Regions from separate parts of the Homo sapiens genome. Here region 1 is linked to region 2. A link is a contact called in ENCODE Hi-C or POLR2A ChIA-PET data. All regions are on one chromosome and are shown on one strand. The core of a region is the stretch at or near the end of the contact, and the rest is flanking DNA. Distances in the headings are between cores, read along the strand shown.

What was found. Hi-C counts contacts between places; a loop is a spot of excess contacts on that map. ChIA-PET counts read pairs that join two places held with the same protein, here RNA polymerase II (POLR2A). Pooled maps may share reads with other maps.
Region 1: a loop to region 2 is called in a map of CD8-positive, alpha-beta T cell, with 6 times the contacts of the local background. The contact joins the promoter of TNIK here to the promoter of TBL1XR1 in region 2. A Hi-C loop is called at or near these places in 1 of 168 maps with a recorded cell type or tissue (CD8-positive, alpha-beta T cell) and 4 of 50 pooled maps. POLR2A ChIA-PET finds 5 or more read pairs at or near these places in 1 of 52 experiments (naive thymus-derived CD4-positive, alpha-beta T cell).

The regions. Positions count from the first base shown.
Region 1 is chr3:171,457,957-171,461,668 of GRCh38, reverse strand. TNIK (TRAF2 and NCK interacting kinase) reads left to right here and starts at 1,264. Exons shown (of 33, transcript NM_015028.4): 1 at 1,264-1,662. The coding sequence starts at 1,606. LOC102724479 (a long non-coding RNA gene) reads right to left here and starts at 2,451. Exons shown (of 3, transcript NR_189068.1): 1 at 2,278-2,451. LOC124906303 (a long non-coding RNA gene) reads left to right here and starts at 3,498. Exons shown (of 2, transcript XR_007096168.1): 1 at 3,498-3,712. RefSeq lists an enhancer at 63-563 and a silencer at 1,575-1,634.
Region 2 is chr3:177,195,117-177,198,952 of GRCh38, reverse strand. TBL1XR1 (TBL1X/Y related 1) reads left to right here and starts at 1,471. Exons shown (of 16, transcript NM_024665.7): 1 at 1,471-1,832. RefSeq lists silencers at 880-1,259, 1,500-1,689, 1,800-1,899, 2,380-2,429 and enhancers at 877-1,384, 1,385-1,894.

The sequences.
Region 1 (3,712 bases), core at 15-2,514, 5.7 Mb after region 2:
AGACTTATTTTGAAGCTGATCTTCATACTGCATGATTAAGAAACCATCAGTGCAGTGGTCAGAATTACATTCTGCTGTTAACAGAGGAGCAAAGAATGCTTTCAAAGCTACTGCTGTATTTGGAAAAAAGTTCAGTTTTAGTGTTTTCTTTCTAGGTATTTTGCATGGCTAAGGCGGGAGAAGAAGGGCTGCGCGGGGATTGGGGGAAGCGACTTCCCACTCTTGATTACAGAAGGAGAATCATGTATACCACTGTAAAACATCCAACCTTTAAATGAGAAAGTGAGTGAAGTGAAATCGCTCTCACGTACACATCTTCCGCGTTACTTCTTATCCGCCAGCCAAACTTTCTCCATCAATCTGGGTAGGTCTGCCACGAAAACGCAGCCTGAAAGAAATGCTGAGTCCTGAGGCGGCGTGTGTTGCCTCACCCAGTGTTGGCTTTGGAGTTACCTGAAGCCTTCTAGCTACTGCACCCAGAGAGCAAGCTTCTCGTTTCAACTCGGTTGTTTCCGTGGGGAATTGCGGCACGAGCAAGTCCTGGGTGTGGCGATGCCAAGAGAGCGCTCAGATCTCCCATCTTTCCCGCTTCTGGCAAACCTTCCCAGCCCCGAATCGGCGAGTGACCAGCACCCGGGATCAGCCGTCCGGCATTCCGGGGACCGCGGGTGGACCCGACCCCGCCGCAGCTGCAAACTGCCGAAGCGCCCAGCTGGGTGCACTGTGCGTGTGCGCTTCTTCCCTACTCTTTCCGCGCCTGGAGGCGGATCCCCTTCCTTGCACACAAGTCCTTATATGCACCGGTTGCACCAGCCCGCGTTACTCCGGCCCCACAAATAATTAATGGGGGAGGGAGGGTGTCGCTTTTTTTTCCTCCGGCTTTTTCTCAGCGCGAGAGCATTTGAACCGAGGAGAAACCCCAAGACGCGACTGAAGGGCCATTTTGCTGCAGTGCACGAATTGGCCACACAAAAATAGAGCTTGGGTCCCTATGATAACAAGTCAAGGTTCAGGAACAGCCCCTTCGGGTTCGGCCCGAGGAGCCCGCAAAAGCCTGGGCGGAAAGGGTGCGCGCCCCTCCCCCCTCCACGCTGGTGCAGAGGGACCGGGTCAGGAAGCGCGGCCTCTCCCCAGTCCAAGACCACGCCTCCTCCGCCTCCCCACTCCCCCTTCACTCCTCCCAGGAAGCGGTGATAGACAGTTCTGCGTGGTTCTCCACCCCCACCCTCCCCCTGCTGAGTGGAGGAGTTGATGTGTCTCATTATAACAGCCAATGCAGCCGCCATCCACGCACAAGCAAAGAAGCATGTCCCATTTAAATACACCCACGCAGCCCCAGCGCCCTTAGCCGATCGGGGCGCTCAGCCCACACGCACCGCTGCTCGGGGCTTGGAGATCCGCGCAGGCTGGGCTCCCGGACCCGGCGGACCGACGCGCGGAGGATCGGGATCCGGCGCTGTGGGGCTGGGGTGGGCGGGGGAGGCTGGGCCCGGGGCCTCTGGCGCGACACCCGCATGAGGACGCGAGTGAAATAGACCAAGGTGGAATTTCCAAGGGAAAAGCTTCGGGGTGGTTTTGGTCCATTTCTCCAGCGAAGAAGTAGACATGGCGAGCGACTCCCCGGCTCGAAGCCTGGATGAAATAGATCTCTCGGCTCTGAGGGTGAGCAGGACGTTTTCTGGTTTCTTTCCAGTGGTTTGGGTTAGGGTGAATGGGCTCGGTGCGTGGACTGGGGGCTGGGGCTGGGGCAGGGGGACAGCAGCGGGAGAATGCGTCGGGGAGGGAACCTGGATTCCCGTTTTGATTCGGGGTTGCTGAGGTGCTCCTGGCTGAGCCCCTACGGCAGGGGCTGTGCGGTACGTGTCTTCCTCTGGCCGTGGCTTAGGCTCTCCCGAGGGCTCGTAGAGCTTATGCCAGTTTCATCTTATACCGGTGTAAGAGCATTAAAATGAAAGGCGTGTGTGCGTGTGTGTGTGTGTGTGTGTGTGTGTGTACACGCCCCGGGCAGTTGTCTGGTGCCAAGGCGCGAGACCCGACTGTCCCTTCTGCAAAAAGAATGCCAGCGTGAATAAAGGCACTGGCCCCTCACGTTTTCCAGCTACCTGCAAGATGACATTGTGAGGCTGGCTGTCCCCGCGAAGCCGAACCTGCCGCTCCAAGGGGGCAGTTATTGCTATGCTGGTCTTGTAGATGGCAACTGCCTCCCCCTCCCCCTTTTCTACCTCCCGCGCCCGGGCGCCCTCTCAGCGCTCCCTTAAATGCCAGTCTGCCACTCACCTTTATTTATGGCTTTAACTCAGCCCTGCCTGTTCTTTCTGACTTTGTGGCTGTAACGTTTCAGTTTTATGGCTGAACTTAAGCAGGTGAAAGGGATGTGTTTTCTGCTTTTCCTCAATCAGACCGGAACTCCCTGGAGTGTGTGCGAGTGTGTGTGTGTGTGTGTCTGTGTGTGTTTTCCCCGTGTCTGTGGCCAGTCCTTTGTAGAGCACCTCCCTCCCCCCAGCCCCACTGGTTTGCGTTTACCTTCACGTGAATTACCTCAGACGCCGTTTCATTGTATTGACTAAGACATCACTGATATAGAATCCATTTTGCTGTTGTTTTGAGATCAGAATACCAGGAATCCAAGTGCTGCTTCGACGCTTCCCCACCCCCAACTCCCGATCCCAACACACTCCTTTGGGGAAGGGGGCAGAGCTTTCTTGCCATTTTAATTAGATGCTGCCTGCCTGGAAGGGGGTGAGGGGTGGGGATGGTGGCAGCAGCGGGTGTCTGAGAAGGATTGGACACCAATTTAAGGACTGCTTCTTCCTCTCCCGAACCAAAAATAAAATTAAAAAGAAAGCGAGTGCATATACTTGATGTATGGAGGGTGGATGAGAAGGAATTCATGGTGGCTCTCTACAGGGAGACACCAGGATGGATGAAGCATGGAAGTTCACACGCCCTCCTGAGGAATACATTGTTAGATTGATGCTGAATCTTGGGGCCATTTACCTGGATTCCTAGTACTTCTGACATTGCCGCTATCTGCACTGATATATTAAAGTGCTACCTTTGTGATCAAAGTGGTACTTTCTCTTTGGTCTCCTTAATTAAACCTTTTCCTCCACATCTCTTTGAATAAGTCTTTCTCTCTTCGTCTTAATCTGTTGGGCTAAGAGATGAGGTTTCAGCAAGGCAAGTAAGGAGTTGAGAAGAAACAGAGATGCCGTTTGAAATGGGCTGTTCTGATAGTTGGGCAGCCAAAGCTCATTCATGCATTATTACAGGAAGCTGTCTATTTCCCTGGAGTGGAAATGCCACATCAAGAACCGGCTGCCCCCTGCGCAGCGGGGTGGGGTTGGTAACAGGGTGGGTGCATTGGCCAGGTCTGTGGCTTCCTGCTTTACCGACTGTGTGTGTTCATTTGCCCTACTTTCTACGCTGGGAGTTGCTGCCGGCGAGTTAATCAGGTGGATGGATGGCCCCGACTGGGGGTGGGGTGCTGCGAATCGGTCGGAGGTCGGGGTGGGGGGCGGGAAGTGGCAAAGGGGGAAGGGGTCTGAACAATGCGCAGGGCTTGCGGTGATTTCCCTGGGCCGGAATCTCGACCTTGCTCCTCTACTGGAAAGCAGTCTGATGTGATTTTAAGTTGGGCCGGGACTTGTCCCTTATGGGCTTTTTCCTCGGGAAGGTTTTCTGAGATACCAAGCACGGAGCCTGCAGGCAG
Region 2 (3,836 bases), core at 222-2,721:
ACTTATTAGGCCACCAGGAGTCCAGACTGGTGCAAGTTACGAGTAGTGTGTGTGTGTGTGTGTGTGTGTGTGTGTGTGTGTGTGTGTCGCAAAACTTCAGGTTTCTGATATTGAGAGGAAATGATGGTTGCTTTAAAGTGATCACTACATCTATTTTCAAATATTCTGATGAAAGTAGGAAAACAGAACCCTTCACCTTTAAGAAAGCTGCAAACATTATTTTGCTTTGAAGGCAGTAATAAGCGAAATAACAAAAAGGTTTCAAGTCGTATCTTAATGTAAAAGGGTGGCTGCTTCTCCAGTCCTGAGCTTATACAAAGCTCTAAAAAGCACCCTACCCCATCTTTCTGAAAGTCTTAGAAAGATTACCACCCCATTTGCTTTAAAACCTGTGAGGTGCCTCCCTTCTTTAAAAACAACCCTCCCTCAACCATACTGCCACATTATCACTCATCTAAGTTATACTTTATAAACCGCCTTGCTGTGCTTCACACATGCAAAAAGTACACAAAGTGGATAAACTTCTACTGTGGATGCCACTGTGCAGGTATATATTTAGTAAACATTTAGTTACATTATTTTATTTTTGTGAAATAAGAACTGATCGAGCAAACCTTTCAAACAGACCCACCAGATGATAAATACCACCATATGCTTGATTCACAGTACATTTGGGCATAAATACTTCAATTACAGCTTTGTGTTTAGTATCAAAAACCTTTTCTTGTGTGCGTGTTTTCTCTCCAGATCCCGTGCTCTGGATCACATTTTGAAAGTCGCTTATTACAGATAAAGCACCTTTCCAGGTACGCTTCGGAGAACCATATGTATTTACGCACACAAAGGTGTTCACAGAGATTTTCACAAACAAATGTCCATATGATGCCGCGCCGCACTCCCCCACATGCCCGCCGCGTGTGCGCCCAGCCCCCAACGCCGCCGGGCCGCCCCCCGGACACGCGGGAGCCCGCGGCGTCCTTGGGGAAACTTCGCCGGCGGCTCCACCCCGGCCACCGCGCGGGCCTCCCCGCCCCCACCCGTCTCGGGCCCAGCGGCCCACACCCGAGCACACCCAGGCCGGCCCGCGGCGGTGGGGGCGGGGCGGGCGGCCCGGGGCCCCGAGGCGCCTTCGAGTGCCCGCGGGGCTCGCCTGATTTTTAAAAGAATGCGCCGCACAGCCCAGCCCCCAGTGCCGCCAGAGCGGGCCGGGAAGGAGAGGAGCGCGGCCGCTGGAGCCCCCCCGCCGCGCCGCCGCCGCCTCCCGGCGTCCGCGGCGCCCCTCCCCCGCCGGCCCCTCCCCCGCGCGCCCGCCCGCCCGCTCGCCCGCCCGCCCGGCGCAGGCCGCTCGGGTTTGTTTTGCTGCGCGGCCGCCGCCGCCGCCGCCGCCGCGGGCCTCGCGAGCTCATTTGTGCCTGGCTGGTCCCCATTCCTCTCTCCCCAGTGTTGAGTGTCTGAGCCGTTGGCTGCTCCGAACCGTTTGGCTCTTTCCCTTAGTAACAGCTTTTACCTTCTGCCTCAATTCCTCTCCCCGCTCGCGCCCTTCCCCCGCGCGCCGCCTCCCCCCGCCGCCGGCCGCGTGCGCCCCCGCCCCTCCCCCCGCGGCGGGAGCACCTCCGCTCGCCACCTGGGGACCCGCGCCGCGCTCCCCGCCCCCGCCCGCCCGGCGCCCATCCCCCGCGCCCTCCGCTCGCTGGGGTTATAATTGCCTCTCACCCCCCGGAGGGGTTATTTTGGGGGTGGTTGGAGGCGGTGGCGGCGGCGGCGAGGAGGGGAATTTCCTTGTGCCTCCATTCCCGGGAGGGGGGAGCGGCGTTGGAGGCCACCGTTTCCAGGTAAGCGCTGGGGGCCGGACCCTGGAGTGGGGGCGGCCGGGGGCCTGGGCGGGGGGCGCGGGCCAGAGGCGGCCGGGGGCGCTGGGCCGCGGGGGGATGGGCGCGAGTGGAACATGCATTTTTCAACTTGGCCCTTGGGGGAACTGGGCTTGCGTGGGGGAAGGGAAGGCAGGGAGGGCACTTGGGGCGCCCCCATCCCCCCGTTTTCCTCTCTCAGGTTTCTTTGAAATGCTCACGTGCCTGCCCACCCCCCTACCCTTTCCCGGTCTCGGGGGATCCTCACCCTAATTATGTTGTCCCCGAAAATGTGCACCTCGGCCTTCTCCCCCTCTTCCTCCCTTCGTGCATTTACACCCCCTTTTTGTGCGTGTGTGTTTGGGGGGGGAGGCTTTCAGGAAAGGATTTGCAGCAAATTGAATCAAGGAGCCATCATGAGGCCGACTCCTTTATAGCCTATTTTTAGCAGAGGAGAAGGAGCTTTTCGGTGCATGCTATTTTGTGAAACCTCGGGCGGCAATGGAAATCTCCCCTCCCCGGGCGCGTCCCCGGCCCGGGCGCGGCGACCCCGGCCGGCGTGCTGGGGGCTGCGGGCGGCTGTTGGGGCCGCGCGTCCGGGGCGGGGGCGCCGGCCGGGGGAGGGGCGCGCGGCAGCCGGGCCTTGCTCCGGGACGTGTTTATTTGTAACTTAGTGCTTTTTATCGTCTTAAGGAGGTATTTGGTGGAGGCTCTTTGAAGTTGGGTTCAGGAGTGTAGAATTGGCAAAGTTATTGCCAGCTTCCTGGTAAGTTTTGGGTGGCACAGAGTCACGTTATTTTCTGACAGTGTAAAGGCCACGTTGTGAGGGTGGTTTCTCGGTAACTTCCTCTTTGCAACCGATTTAATTTTTTGAACAGAAGCAGACTTTTATTTAAGTGGAATATTAATCTTAAATGGCAGCTCGAGGGAAGCCATGCATGTGTTAACGTGTTCAGTATTTTTGGAAGTTCTTAATTTGCTGAAACAGGCATCACTTCGCAGTGGCAACCGGGATTAAATTTAGGTTGTGAAAATGGTGTATTTCATGTAAAATTTGGGTTGTGGCTTTTAAAAAATGCTCTCTTTGTTAGGTTATCTAAGTGTCTCTAAGATAATTTGGTGATTACAAATGAGAAATGTTGGAAACTAGTTAAAAATTAGGTGTTCTCAGTGTCTGGAGTTTACTTGAAATCTTGGACTGTGCAGGCACCAGGGGTGAAGAGTTTTAGTACCTATGTGATTTACAGTTGACTTAGGAAAGTTTACTATTCACTTTCTTGTTTTCCAAACAGGAACCGTATGCTGATCTAAACAAGCTTGTTAATAAAATGTGGGGGGTGAAAATGCCAGGTTATTTTTAGTTTGAATTTTAAGACTGAATGGTTGCTCTACCCCCCACCTCATATAATTAAGTGATCTTCCCCCTCCGTTTTTCCTAAAGGCTTCTTCACCAGTTTGGATAATAAGGCCCTCGTGGTGTGTTCATCTACTTACCTGAAATAACTTGGAATAAATAATTTCGATTACACGTTGAAGATACAATGAGTGACTGTTTGGGTTTTCCAGTGTGATTCATTTTCATTTTTGTTAAAATAAGACCCATGCTACATTGATGTATTTTAGTAATGCCGACTTCCTGGGATTGTATGTTCTCACCATTTTAATAGTTTATAGTCTGGGGAAGTAGGGCACCTTTGTCTCCCCGAAAACATGGTGTGGGTTGGGTGGTATCATGGGAGTTGATGGCAAGCTTCCCAAATAGTTGAGAGTTCTAGAAATAGTTAGCATTTACCTGTGGGGGAGGGGCTGCAGGAAGAAAGTATGCCTGAGAGCAGTTAGGCGTGTGATGTGTGATTAGGCTTCTTGCTCTTAAATCCAGGTTTTCTTGTTTGGAATATGATTTTTTTTTTCAACCCTATCCTGCACTGAGATGTATGTAATCGCAATCATTAAATTCATAAATAACTACTATTTTTTTTGACGTTTGAG